2 separate regions of the Mus musculus genome follow, and region 2 is linked to region 1. A link is a contact called in ENCODE POLR2A ChIA-PET data. All regions are on one chromosome and are shown on one strand. Each heading gives the region's core, a stretch centred on a gene start or an enhancer-like site at or near the end of the contact. The rest is flanking DNA. Distances are from core to core; before and after follow the strand shown. Region 1 holds the start of Atp5g2 (ATP synthase, H+ transporting, mitochondrial F0 complex, subunit C2 (subunit 9)). Region 2 holds the start of Calcoco1 (calcium binding and coiled coil domain 1).

Region 1 (7,395 bases), core at 1,765-4,264:
TCTTCTAGGTTCAAAAGCATCCCTTCTCTGGTCTCAGTGTCTGGGCCTAGAAGCAGTCAGTGTACAGTGTACAGGCTCCAACCACCTGCAATCCTAGTACTCAGGAGGCAAGGGCAAAATTGCAGAAAGTTCCAGGCCAGCCTGAGCTACTGAGTAAGACCTTGTTTCAAGACAGAAAGAACTAGTATTCATTTTTATTGGGTAGAGTCTGGGGATTGTTAGGGCTAGAGCCCTAGACCTGAAGCACACTGGCCTAGTGCTGGCTGTATCTCCATCCCTACAGAATCCCTAAACTTCTGGGAGAGTTCTCAGAAGACTAAGTCACTGGAAGTTTTTCAACTATCTTTTTAGCATCTCACTCCTTAAAATACTGATTTCTACTTTAACAAGATACAGCCAATCAATGAGGGAAACCCTAGCATTAATCTAATAAGCATCAACTGTAAAATTTCACCACTCCATTAAGGGGTATTAAGTTTTGTGTCTTCAAGATCCAAAGGAAGAATATGTAAGGTAAAGGTTTAGGACAGTGTCTTCCTCAAGTGAAGCGAGAAGTCCACTTGAATCAGAATTATCTGAGGGAATATATATATATATATATGAAGTGACTGTCACTGGGCCAGCAGCATGGCTCAGAGGGTAAAACCATGTGCCCTATAAACCTGATAAAACAAGTTTGATTCTTGGAGCACATAGTGGAAGAAGTACTTCCAAGAGCTTTCTTCTGATCTCCACAGGCACATGTGCACCTGCACATTCACACACATAAAATAATTTAGGACATTTTTAGATTTGTATGTATGTTTTGTCCGCATGCACACCTAGTGCCCAAGAAGGTAGGTCAGAGCTGGCACTGAACTCCCTAGAGATGGTTATGAACCATCACACCGGTGCTGGGAACCAAACTTGGGGCCTCTGGAACAGCAGCAGTTGCTCTTAACTTCTGAGCCATCTCTCCAGTCCCTAAACACAAGATCTCTGGTGCCAATATTTTAAACAACTTTTCCAATCATTTTATATTTAAGGTATACAATGGTATGGCCTCAACAACACTAACAGGTTGTCAGTGAGAGAGAAAGGACTGTAACTCTGTAATTTCACTCAGAGGGAGGCCACACTGGAGGTAGAACCTAGGACCTTAGTGCAATCTAGGTAACGTGTCCTACCACCAAGCTACGTCCCCTGCTTTTTCTCTCTGAAGTTTGAATAGCCCATAAACTAAGATGCTCAAAGTATAGGCCTGTTAAACACTACTCCCTTAAGTACACTGGACGCAACCTGTCCAAGGCAGATATGCTACTTGTAAATCCTGAATTTTACTTTTAGACCAATGTTTGTCTTCAGGCTGGCTCTATCTAAAACTTTACTTTTTGCTGGATTCGGTGGAACACATCTATCATCCCAGCACTCAGAAGGCAGAGAGGCAGACAGAGCTCTGTGAATTCTTGGCTACACAGTGCGACCCTGTAACAAACTCCTCCCTTTTGTCTTTATGCAACCTAAACCCAGATTTGATGCCCACCTACTCAGGTTTAATTGAGTCGAAACCCAGTACTTCTTTAAAACTTTTGCAATAGAGGCTTAAGCTGGGTTGATGGCTTAGATGATGGTGCCTGCCACACCCCGTGCGCTGGGTACCTATGGAAGCAGGTGGCCTGAAGCTGACTGGCTTGCAATCAGAGTCGATGAGCTTCAGGTCAGTAAGACATCCTGTCTCGAAAGGTGAGGGTGGAGTGGAAATGCCCCCCACATTAACCTCTCAGCATGCATGCATACATGTCACCATACACGTGAATAAAGGGAGGTCTGAAGTTAGGCATGGTGGTATGTGCAAGTGATCCTAGCACTGGGGAGGCTGATGCAGAAGGATCATAAATTTGAGGTAAACGTGGGTTAGAGTCAAGAAGCCAAAATAAAATGGAAGACGTTTTTCCAAAAACAAGTTTTAACATGGTAACTTATAAAATGTAGTTCTGGCAATACTCTAATTACTGCCCAACCCACTGCTTGCTTGCAGAGAACTCAGTAAACAATTCTTAAAAAAAAAAAAAAGTAGGGGAATTAAATTTAATAGTTTACAAACATATGGAATAGTATAATCTGTTGCTGGTGTGTAATAAACCCAAGCGTATCATTCGGCGAGCCCTTCCAGTGGTCACTTAATATGGGCAAGCCCACACCAGAGCAATGAAACCCTCCACAATGAGAATTCCCCACTTAACCATTCCGTTCCTTAAACCTTCCCACTAGCTGGCAGGTATAAATTCTAAAGCTCGTATTGCTCCCATCTTCTGGGCTTGCTGCCTAACAGAAACCTCCATTTCCACCATTTAAGATTTTATTTCTAACTTCATTAGTATGTCAGGGCCTTCATTAGAGGCAACCAGTTTCTAAGGGAACAGGCCTCGCTCAGGCCTCACTCCTGCCACCTGTGCACAGGCCGGTTAGCCTGTTCTGTTACTCTCTACCACGTTCAGTTTATTTCAAACTGAAGGATGCTGACTAGGGAGATGATGGCTTTGGACGGTGAACTAGCTTGACTGCGCCAGAGGTCCTGAGGTTCAAAGTCTGCAAGCTTCAAAAAAATAAAAAATAAAGGCTATTTTGATTCAGGATGACAAGGGGAGGCAAAGGTAGGAGGGGAGAGTCTGGGGTCATGACAATGGTGAAAGGCGTGTGGGTGAGCGAAGAGCACCCATAAAAGCCTTGGTTCGCGCCCGGAGAGAACACGCTCGCCAGCATCTGCCTTTCGCCGGCCGCAGAGCCCCCAACCCCCGTGAGACACCCAAGATGGCGCCAGGCCCGCGCGGTTAGAGGTCATCGGCACGAGGAAGGGGTAGCCCTCCGCGTGGGGATGCCGGGACCGCGAGGGCTCAGGGACCCGCGTGGGAGCTAGCAAGGTCAGGGCGGCCACGCGTCCTCGCAAGGGGTACTGCTGCGCGCGCCTGCGCGGCACGAAGAGGACGCGAGGCCTCAAGGCCTTACCTGCTCCCAGGGCAGAGAAGACAGAGAGGGGCGGGGGCGCGGGAAGCGCGAGGGAAGGCTCTGCGCATGCGCGGCCGGAGCCAACGAGTCGCTTTTCTCCATGGATAGAGTGGACACAAGCTAGAGGATCGGCCGGGACGCCACAGCTCCCTCTGCCAGGTTGGTGGTGTCTTGGGGGACAAGCACTCCACCTGGCGTCCAACAGGAGAAACTGCAAAAGGAGCCCACCGTGCACGGAAGAGCCGCCAACTCTTGCTGATCTGCAACGTGGTGGAACTGTGGACTGCACAGCATTTTTGGAGTCTTGGACTCGAGTCCCCTTTCCGAGCATGCGCAAAGTTAAGGAAAAAAAAAAAAACCAAAAAACACCCTACCCAGTCTACTCGGAAATTGTTTATAGCATACAGTAGGGATTGGGGTTCAGTGCCTAAAATGTAGCAGGGGAAAATAAAATCACAGAACTCTTGGCTTCTTGTCACCCTCAGGACACTGGCAACGTTGGGTGGGAGATGGGAACTGGCCCAATGCTATTAGCAAAATGCCATGGCAGTTTCTGCTTTAACTTATTTTTATTTTTGTTTTCCCTATCTCGTTGATGAGCAAAGCATGAAAAAAACCCAGCATCTTCGAGTCATAAGACTGGGGGGGTAAACAAGGCCTGATTCTCCCTTTTGTGAGTCCTGGGATCAATTAGGGATAACCGCACCTGTGGCCTGCAGTAGGGGTGCGAAGTCACCCCAGGCGACCAGTTTACCTCCTGTCGGACTTGCTGGGGGGCGAGCTGGAATAAGTAGTCGCCTGCGAGGTGCTCTCCCCAAGCAAGCCCCTACTTTTCTTCACTGCCCTTTCGCCCGTCCCTCCCCCAGTGGCGGTGGGCGGGGGCTTTCCTGCGCTAGTCCTGGAGCAGGCCTTTGTGTACACGCAGGAACGCACGAGCCTAGCAGACGGCTGCAAGGCTGACCCAGCCCCTTAGCCCGGCTGTCCGGTTAGGGTGCTTGGACGCAGCGCGAGAAAGACGGGAAGAGCTCACCAAACCCCCATAAAAAAATAAAAAGAAAGCCGCGGCTGTAAATAAAGGCAAATCCGCCACCCTCTGAGGGGCCGTTTGTCCTCCCCTCCTTGGCCCCGTCCTTCCCGCCACCCCCTCCCGGCCCCCGGCCCCGCGGCGCCCCGGCCCCAAGCTCCTCCATTTAATCGGATTTGGGAGAAGGGGAGGATAAATCACGGCAGCAGCTTTACGGTCCCGGAGGAGAGGCGAGCCGCAGCCAGGCACACCCCGGCCGGCGATAAAAACCGCCGCTGAAAGCCCACGGAGCAATTTCCCGGGACCCCGAGCGACGCCATTACAGGAATGTAATTTTGCCCGGATGAGGCCCCGAGTTTAATTATCCTCGCGGAGGAATTTCAATGCGGCCAATCCATCTTGCAGGCGGGCGGCAGAGGGATTTATATGGGCCCGTTATTTCACACCGATCCTCCATCTGCATTTTTATGGCCCTGAGCTCCTGAAAGGGAGGGAAAGTGTGGGGAGAAATGGAAGAAGAGGGTGGAGGACTCCCCGCCTTTCCTAAACCTTGGATTTCAGCTGGATTAGGATGCTCGCAGGTTCTCCTGAGGTCCCCAAATCTCCCTCCAGTGCCAGTTGTTGACCTGGGCAGGGGCAGAACCGGGATCTTTAGGAAGCAACAGGTATTTTTCCAAGTACTAAGCAGTGTGAGATGCCGTGTGAGAAAAGGCAAACCCGCCACCCTCTGAGGGGCCCAGGCTAGCAGGGCTTAGGAGTTGGTCCCTTGAGGTTCCCTGAACACCCCGCTCCGCCAAAAACTGAATTCTTTGTAGCTCTTAGTTTCATACCCTAAGAGGCACAATCTATAGTTCTTAGGAGCTGCCGCCACCAAATGGTGTTGCAGCTGTTGGTTGCGACAATTTAGAGATCTCGTATATATATCGCTAACAAAATCCCGGAGGAGGATGAATCAGAGAAAGGGCCTGTGAGGAGCTAACCCTGGCTTCTCCTAAAAGTTACTGCAGAGTCTGATAATTCCCTGGCCCGAGTGGTAGGATTTAGTTAGACAAACCTGAGTTCCCAAATCACATGTGACCTTGGGCAAGTTATTTAACCCTTTTAAGTCATTTTTCCCCTCTCCTTTTAAAATTGGGTATAATAACAGCGCTTACCCTGCAGCCTATATTGAGATAATAATGTACATGAAGCTTTTAGCAGAGGGCTTGGTACTCAGTAAAAGTTCAATAATCGCCATAATCATTATCGTTAGTATTATAGTTACGATCACTGCAATTTAATTCTGTCATGCTCCCGTGAGACTGTTTATTGTGAAGGGTCCTTGCACGGTTATCTCCTGAAAGAGATTCAAATATTACAAAACTTTTTCAATCACATAAATCATGCAAAACCAGTTAGTTGACATAGTGATGGGTAATCTGTGAAGCTGAAAATCCTGAGGGCTTCTGCAACAAGGTTTAAAGCAGGAAATTAGACAATAAGAGAGCAGGGGCATGCCAAAAAACTGAATTGAGGCACGTGAGGGAGTGGGGTCTAGGGATATTCTTAACCCTGGGCTTGGGAAGGGTCCTTCTCTCAACAACTAGGGAACCTGCGGTCCTGGGAGGAAAGGGTGTGGAGCGAGAACCATCCCTTCCAATCAGTCCCGGTCTCTTCCGGACCAGGCCATGTAACAAGGTTGGTCTGATTGGCCAGTTTTCCTAATGACTTCTAGTGGCAAATTCTAACTGGTTAGCAGCCTCCCTGCAGTAGAGTGACGGAGAAATGAGATTGATCTTTCCTTTCCTCCGATTGGTTAACAACCCTCAGGGGAACAGAGACCTCTTTTAATTGACCGGTAGGTTAGGAGGAGGTTTGGCATCCCACGTATCGAAATTCCATGAGTTCTTTTCCTCAAAGGTCACCAAGAAAGAATCTTGATTGTCTTGAATATATTTGCCTTTGGCCGGGAGACAGAGTAGTTAAGAGAAGAAAAAAATCAAAATCATACAGGCACAGCTAGCTCTGTTCAATATGAAACCTCAGACAGGAGGATTCACAGGAAGAAACATAAAAGGGACCGACCGAAGGTATAAAAGATGTCAAGTGATGAGATGGAGAAAAGGGAGATGTTGATCAAAGGATACAAAGTTACAGTTTGAAGAAAGACGGTTTAGTAACTTGGCAGTTAACTACATTTAATGTGTTGGATATTTCAAGGCTGCTGAAATAAATTTTAAGGTTTTCTCTGACATATACAAATGAATTGACTGGATAAAGTGTATGTTAATCAGCTACATAGAGTCTTTCTATAATGAATATGTAGATCAAAACATCACATTATGCCCATAAATATACACTTTTTTTGTTTGTTTTGAGCCAGAGTCTCTCTACTCAGCCCTGGCACTCATTATGTAAATCAGACTGCCCTCAAACTTGCACCTGTCTCTGCTTTCTGAGTGCTGGGATTCAAGACCCATGTGCTACCACACCCTGATCAATAAACACAATTATTATTTGTCAGTTAAAAATATTTCCAGAGAGCCAGGTGTGATGTGTCTTCAATCCCAGTACTTGGGAGGCAAAGCTCTGTGATTTTAAGGCTAGCCTGGTCTACATAGTAAGTTCTAGGACAGCCAGATCTAAATAGAGAGACCCTGTCTCAAAAAACAACACACACACACACACGTGTGTGTGTGTGTGTGTGTGTGTATATGTATGTATGTGTATGTATATGTGTGTGTATAAAGGGTTGCATAGTTTATTTCTTATTCTGATGATTTAAAAGCAAGCTATGTAATTTTGCTAGAGGCAGTGAGCACAGAATGAACTCCTGGCTTGGAGGAAGCCGCTCAGGAGCCCAGTTCCAGCTCTACTACTACTACTGAGCTGAGTGACTACTGAGTTACTCCATCTCTCAACACTCTATTTTCCAAGTTTAAAAGAATTTACAGAAGGAAGAACCTATCCAGTGTTAACTTTCCAAAAGTCTTTCCTTTTACAACTTTTATGTCTTTGTACTTCAGCAATGACTCCTTCTTGGTCTTGAGCTCCTTTCGTACTTGCTTTTTGATGCTGGGGATTTGAACCCAGAGCCTCCAGCAGACAAAGCTGTATATTTCTAGCACTGAGATCTACCTCAAGGCCATTTGTGATAGTTAATGTCAACCTCCTGGTTAGACTCCTGGGGCTGAGATGGATACTGGTCTCTGACTGATGGCTTTGCTCTTGGCTTGTTAAATTAGTTTCCCAGGTAGCAGGACACAAGGTATGAGTGAAGAAAGGACCATTGATATTTCAGCTTCTGAGGAGGTAGGGATCAGTGGGATGTTTAATGTCACAAATTAGGTCCTCAAAAGTATTTTCCCAGCAGAGAGGTGAGGATAAGAGGCAGGCAGGAGGAGCCA
Region 2 (7,395 bases), core at 1,541-4,040, 51 kb after region 1:
ACCAGGAGAGAGATGGGCAAAGATGAACTTTATACTGACTGCCTCTGTGTCATCTTTCCCCCTATCAACCTGAGAATGTAAGGACTTAGCCACTCCTCATAGTCTAACCAACCTGTGTCCCATAATCTTGAGCTAGAAGAGGGTCTAGGGATACCTTAAAAATGCCAATCCAGTCACTGGCACTGGGCATGGTACCCGGAGGCAAAGTGTAGTGACATTCCACCTTGGTGTTGGGGATGTAGGTGCGGGCCACATTCAGGAAGTTGACTCCACCCCGGGATGGTGCCCGGCTTAGTGATGACTCTTCCATGCTGTCCTCAAGATGGCTGATGTCCTATGAAAGAAAGGGTTGATAGACTTGTTTTTCCATTGCTTCTTTCCTTTGACCCCTGTGTGCCTAACCCACAGTCCCTGTCACTAAACAGGTTTCCAGGCCCCCAAGGTTGTGGGACCTTTTTAAGGTATCACTTTTAATTCCTGGGCCATAGGTCTTCCAAGTCAACTTCCTACCCTGTCATGTTGTATCCTCTTTGGCTTACAGGCCCTCACCTGTCTAATTTCTAATCCTTTTCATTGCCCCACTGACCCAGCATCTCGGTCTCTGCCCATCTCTGTCTCTCCCTTTCATCTCTCAACATCCTTGGGAATTCCAGATTCTTTTGGTTTCCCGATGTAACTGACCCCCTATAATGTCTGGCTCTAAAATTCAAAATCCAATGGAAGTGTGGGCCTCTCTCAGTTTAAGCAGGTCTTGCTTACATATGCCTAAGCTTGTTCAACCTTCTTTACCAATCACGATGATGGGTCTTCAGAGGGGACTACGGTTTGGGGGATCAACAACCTAATCCTGGGTCCTCTGCTCTTGGAGCACCTGCTCTTGGGGGCACCGATCCGTGAGTTGCCTATCTCGATCAACTCTAGGGAAGCAGAAGAAGGCGAGCTTTGGCTTTCCTCCAAGGCTAGAGAAGGGGAGGATAATAGGAAAGACAGGTTCTGTCCTTCAACTTCTATTCCAGGAAATCAAAACTTCTGGAGGTGGCAGTTCAAGGGTGGAGTGAAATATTCAGTAGGAAGGTGGTGGTGTGCAGAGATGGAATGTGGGGGCCTGGAGCCAGGAAAGCCCCGCCCTTAGGCAGGGAAACAGGTTAGAAATAGGGTAAGTCAGGGGCCCTGAGAAGGGGAAATATACATTCGGCGTTGAGAAAAGGCAGAGATCAACGAGAAACATTCTCCCCCCCCCCACCCCCATCTTGACGGGAGCAGAGCTAGAAAGCTAATGATTTGTTTGGGTGTTAGCCCAGCTCCAGTACCCTATACCCATTTTCTTGTTGGCTCCTCTTAGCCTCAATTCTAAGAGTCCAAATCTTGACATATGTTTGGGTTAATGGCAGGAGATAAGCAGATAAAATGGAGTTAGCTAGGGAGAACTAATTGGAAAATAGATAATAATAATAATAATAGCAACAACAACAATCAAGAGTTCAGGGGGTAGAATAGTTGGGTGGGTAGAGGTGCTTGCCACCAACTCAAGGTTGGGAGAAGAGAACTGATATCCCCAAGCTGTGCTCAGACTTCTGTACACCTATCTTCACACAGACACAGACAGACAGACACACACACACAGAAGTAAAAAAAAAAAAGTTAAAACAGAGTAGTACTCAGAGATGAATAAGAACAAAGTATGGATGGTGTACATGTTTGAAATGAAACTCACTGTATATTAACTTAAAAAAAAAATACACCTCAGTCCAGAGCGGGGAGGCAGCCCTTTTCTCTAGCCCACACATCTGCTTCCTGTGTCAGGTGCAGCTGATGTGTCCAATCAGACATCACCACTAGTCATATGCACACCCCCAAACATCACAAACCCACACCAGGCTGAGACAGTGGGGGAGGAACTTTAAAAGAAATTAAACACTCCATGGAGAAGGAAAGGTGGGCCAGCAATGCAATAGGAAACAGTTTCTTTGTCGGCTTTTTTTTTTTCATCTATGAAAAATCTCTCATTACAGCTACTCCGTGTTTTCTTCAATATAAGTCTTCTTAGGTTAGAGTGAGATCTGTCTCTAAAGTTCTACCCGTTGAGAACCCCAAACCCCTCCTTTCCCACAAAGACAATCTGTAACAGCTGCAGATATTCTTCAGAACTGAAAGTGTATGTGGTCAGATGCTGATGTTCAAATGCATTCTCTCTCTCTCTCCCTCTCTGTGTGTGCGTGTGTGTGTGTGTCCCCTCTCCACTGTAGGGCTCTCAGCGTTTTGGCGTTCCACAAGTTGGAAGTTTTCCCCTCAGGGATTCAGCGTAGTAAAGGCCTTTGGATCTTTGGATTTGGGTAAGAGAGAGAAGGTCTGTGAGGGCAAAGACTTGCCTGGAAAAGATTAAGCAAATATTTCAGTCCCTTCAAGCTTCCATAATCGGATCGAGCTTTACTGAGGAGGCCCCGCAAGAAAGTGAGGACAATGCGGGCTACTCCTCAAGGCCCCCCTTGAAACCAACAAAACCGAAACGTGGGGGAGGCTTCCTTAGTGCGTAAAGTATTAAAACCTAAACGCTCCTACCGTCCTCTTCTACAGTTCTCTCGGATTAGCCTTTCGCAGGCTGAGAAGCGGGCTGACCACCCCCGCGTAAGCCCACCCTCAGTTAGGCCAAGTTTCTTACCCCACGGACGGATCAGCTGTTCCCCTCACCTTTCACCAACAACAAAAACAGCACTCCGACTATAGGAGGGGAGGGGAAGAGTGACGCGAGAGCTTCTGGGGCTTGTGGTTCTTCTATGACTCGACACTGTCTACTTTTCTACCTGTGGAACTACATGTCCCAGGAGGCTGCGCGCGAGGGGCGGGGAAGAGGGCGGGGCGGTGATGGACTCAGCGTGGCATCCCGGGAGATGTAGTTCTTACTCCCGAGGCAGTTCAGGAGGGTGTGTCTTCCAAAGGACTTCACGGCCCATGATTCCTTAAGAAAGGGCAGGCTGATCTAGTGGAGGCTGCTGGTTCGTAGCATGCTTAGTGGGAGAGTTGACGGCTTTAACGCGTTCTGCACAGCTCTTTTCGGTGGGGCGGAACGCTTCCAGCACAGCCTTCTTGTTCGCTTTTACAAGATAGGCTGTAGTGTTATATCTACTTACAAAAGAAAAAACTTGTCTAAGGAATCCTCTAGGGTCAGGGCTATGAAACTGTAGAACTCTGCCAGGCCTCTCCCAAGCTACGAGCTACAGCCACCATGTTGTGGGTGGGGAAACTCACAGGGGTGGTAGTGGTTATTTATTTTTAGCTTGTTCTGACTTCAGGGTTGACAGAGCTTGTAAAAGTCTCAAAGCTTACTGTTTGGTTCCAGCTTGAGAAGATTTCCATGCCAAGGGGTCCGATAACACACACACACACACACACACACACACACACACACACACACACATACCACACCTGCACGTGCTCCCCCTGGAGTGGCTTCTGGGGCTAGGATTAGGGGACATAGCTTGAAATGGTGGCTAGGCTGTGGAATGAAAAGCATGCGGTTGAAGAGAGAGCTTGGCAGGACTGCCACAGCTCACAACAAGCTACTTAGAGAGGCTTGTTTGCCCAAGCCTTTTAACTGGCTTAAATTAATTAGAGCAACAATACAATTGTTGCTATAGGGTTGTTTTTTGTTTGTTTGTTTGTTTTGTTTTGTTTTGATAGGCGAAAGAGTCACACTGTTCCCACACCGCAGTCACTTAAGGACTTGAACCGTCCTCATCGTTGTGGGTGGCCTCCAACCCTGGAAGAGTTCAACCCCCCCCCCCTTTCTCAATATTAAAGGATTAAGTGAGATGTAATGCTACACACCTATAACCCTAGCAATTGAAGAGGCAGAGGCAGGGAGATCCTGGAGATTTCGATTCTGACTCAGGCTACACAGGAGACCCTGTCTCACAAATAAATAGTTATGCCGGAAAGACAGCTGTCCTCTCCTGGTTGGGTCCATTCTAATTATCTGTGGCAGTAGGTTCTGGCGGCGCCTCTTCTTTTACTTTTTTTTTTTTTTTGGTAGTTTTTTTTTTTTTTTTCCTTTTAAGATTGAATAGGGTATTTGATGCTGTCCTTGGGTGCCTTTCATTTGAAGATCTCCAAGCATTAAGTCACTGGGCTGCACAAACATTAAGATGACATGTCTGTGTCATTAGTCAGGATTTATGAGTTAGGGCACAAGCTGCTGGATGGGGAGATAGTTCAAGGTCCTGGGTTAGCTACGAGTGAAGCCTGTCCAAAGACTCAAGTCTCAAATGTTTATTTTGTCTGCATTCAGAATGAAAGCTTGTAAAAATCTCAGTCTCAAATAGAGCTAAGGTAATAACAACTTCCATGTTTGGGATGCTTACAGCGTTTTTAAACAGCCATAACGTATGCCCTATTATCATCCCCATTTTACGTGTAATGAGAGCAACACTCAGACAGCTGAGTAATTCGTGAGGTTAATCCAGCTAAGTGGCAGAATCAGGGTTCAAGTTCCAGTAGTCAGCACTGTATTAATGTGGCTTTAAATTCTGTTGTTGTAAGAAGCAGTGTTAGTCAGGGGATAAATATTCACTGAGCTCTTATGTGCTCAGTGAAGGCACGTGGCAACGGGAAGCCCCATCATTCAACAAGTATGTGTTAGTGTTATGCCGGATGTTCCATATGTCTCACTAAAAGGGTAAATACAGATACTGAAGGATATATTTGATTGGGTTAGTTTGTCAAGATGGGGATGGGGTGGGGGCTGGAGAGATGGCTCAGCAGGTTTTTTTGGGGGGGTGGGGTGGGTTCAAGACAGGGTTTCTCTGTATCGCCCTGGCTGTAGACCAGGCTGGCCTCGAACTCAGAAATCTGCCTGCCTCTGCCTCCAGAGTGCTGGGATTAAAGGTGTGCACCACCACTGCCCAGCATGGCTCAGCAGTTAAGAGCACTGACTACTTTTCCAGAGGTCCTGAGTTCAAATCCCAGCAACCCCATGGTGGCTCACAACCATCTGTAATGAGATATGATGTTCTCTTCTGGTGTCTCTGAAGACAGCTACAGTGTACTTACATATAATAAATAAATAATAAAAGGATGGGGACCAGGTAGAAAAAGGAAACTTATTCTAGGTTGAAGCCAAGATTCAGAAATGGGACTCAGTGATGCTCACCGGAGCCTAGAGAGGAATTCAAAATGGCACATTCCCTTGAACTTAACACATGCATCATAGCAAAATGAAAACAAAACTGCAGAGGTGCTGGGTTTGATACCCCGCATGGCATAAAGTGGAGCATGGTAGCATATACTCATAATCAACTTGGAGCCAGAGGCAGAACTATCAGGTGTGCAGGATCATCCTTAGCTACATACCCAGTTTAGGAGTCAGTTTTAGCTGTAGGAGACCTTATCACAACAGAAGAGGCTGGCGAGATGCCCCATCAAGTTAAAGCACTTGTTAAAGAAACCTAGTAATCTGAGCGCAATCCCCAGCGCCGTTTGGAGAAGGAGGATGAGATGGTGTGCAGCGTTTCTTTTCTTTTTCTTCTTTTTCAAGGTTTATTTATTTATTTCATGCATGTGAGTCCACTGTCGCTGTCTTCAGACGCACCAGAAGAGGGCATCCGATCCCTATCACAGATGGTTGTGAGCCACCATGTGGTTGACTGGGAATTGAACTCAGGACCTCTGGAAGAGCAGTCAGTGCACCTTAACCGCTGAGCCATCTCTATAGCCTGACATGCAGCATTTCTGTGTCAAGATGGTCAATTGCCCTGACCCTCACAGGCCAGCTAGCATAGCAGAGACATCAAGAGAGATGCTGAGGGCTGGAGAGATGGCTCAGTAGTGGTTAAGAGCGCTGACTGCTCCTCCAGAGGTCCTGAGTTCAATTGCCAGCACCCACATGGCGGCTCACAACCATCTGTAATGGGATCTGGTGCCCTCTTCTGATGTGTCTGAAGATAGCTACAGTATAATAAATAATTCTTAAAGATAGAGATAGAGAGAAATGTTGAAAGTCATCTTCTGACCTCCACATGTAATAGTGGTACCCATGCCACCTGAATTCACACACACACACACACACACACACACACACACACACATACACACACACACACACACCCCACATGCACACACTAAAAAATACAAACAAAAATTATTCAAATATGGCTTAGAAAATGGCTCAGTGGTTAAGAGTTCTTGCTATTCTTCCAGAGGACCCAGGTTCTATTTCTAACAACCACATGACTGCTCACAATTCTCTGTAACTACAGTTCTAGGATATTGATACCATCTTTTGACCTCTGCAAGTTCCCACACACACGTGGTGTGCATGCATAAATGCAGGCAAAACAGTCATATGCATAAAATTATCATTTTTAAGTGAAAAAACAAGGGGCTGGTGAGATGACTCAAGGATTATGAGCACTGACCGCTTTTCCAGAGGACCCAGGTTTGATACCCACACAGTAGCTAACATAGTAGCTAACAACTGTCTGCAACTCCAGTTCCAGGGGATTTGCTCCTCTCTTCTGGCTTCCCAGGGTGCCAGGCACTGATGTGGTATACAAACATACATGCAGAGAAAATACCCATACACATAAATGATAGATAAAATTATTTATTTTTTTAAGATTGATTCATTTATTTTATGCATATGAGTACACCACCATTGCTCTCTTCAAACACACCAGAAGAGGGCAACGGATCCCATTACAGATAGTTGTGAGCTACCATGTGGTTGTTGGCAATTGAACTCAGGACCTCTGGAAGAGCAGTTGGTGCTTTTAACCACTGAGCCACCTCTCCAACCCTAGATGAAATTACTTTTAAAAATTAAAAGCAAGCTGGGCAGTGGTGGCACACACCTTTAATCCCAGCACTAGGGAGGCAGAGGCAAGCTGATTTCTGAGTTCGAGGCCATCCTGGTCTACAGAATGAGTTCCAGGACAACAAGGGCTACACAGATAAACCCTGTCTCTAAAAACAAAAGAAAAAACAAACAAAAAAAATCCCAAAAAATTAAAAGCAAAAAACATTTTTTTTTAAAGATTTATTTATTTATTATATGTAAGTACACTGTAGCTGTCTTCAGACACACCAGAAGAGGGAGTCATATCTTTTTACGGATGGTTGTGAGCCACCATGTGGTTGCTGGGACTTGAACTCAGGACCTTCCGAAGAGCAGTCAGTGCTCTTAACCACTGAGCCATCTCACCAGCCCCAAAAAACATTTTTTAATTTATTTATTTTATGTATGTGAGTACACGGTTGCTGTCTTCAGACACACCAGAAGAGAGCTTCAGATCCCGTTACGGATGGCTGTGAGCCACCATGTGGTTGCTGGGAAATTGAGCTCAAGATCTCTGGAGGAAGAGCAGTCGTGCTCTCTTAACCCCTGAGCCATCTCTTCAGCCC

The links. ChIA-PET counts read pairs that join two places held with the same protein, here RNA polymerase II (POLR2A).
Region 2: POLR2A ChIA-PET joins it to region 1 with 23 read pairs in embryonic stem cell. The contact joins the promoter of Calcoco1 here to the promoter of Atp5g2 in region 1. POLR2A ChIA-PET finds 5 or more read pairs at or near these places in 3 of 5 experiments (Patski and embryonic stem cell).

Annotation. Positions count from the first base shown.
Region 1 is chr15:102,668,033-102,675,427 of GRCm38, forward strand. It overlaps Atp5g2 (ATP synthase, H+ transporting, mitochondrial F0 complex, subunit C2 (subunit 9)), which reads right to left and starts at 3,015. Exons shown (of 5, transcript NM_026468.2): 1 at 2,986-3,015. It overlaps Mir688 (microRNA 688), which reads right to left and starts at 3,834; the gene lies at 3,760-3,834.
Region 2 is chr15:102,719,388-102,726,782 of GRCm38, forward strand. Calcoco1 (calcium binding and coiled coil domain 1) reads right to left here and starts at 2,791. Exons shown (of 15, transcript NM_026192.3): 1 at 2,660-2,791; 2 at 155-334. The coding sequence starts at 310.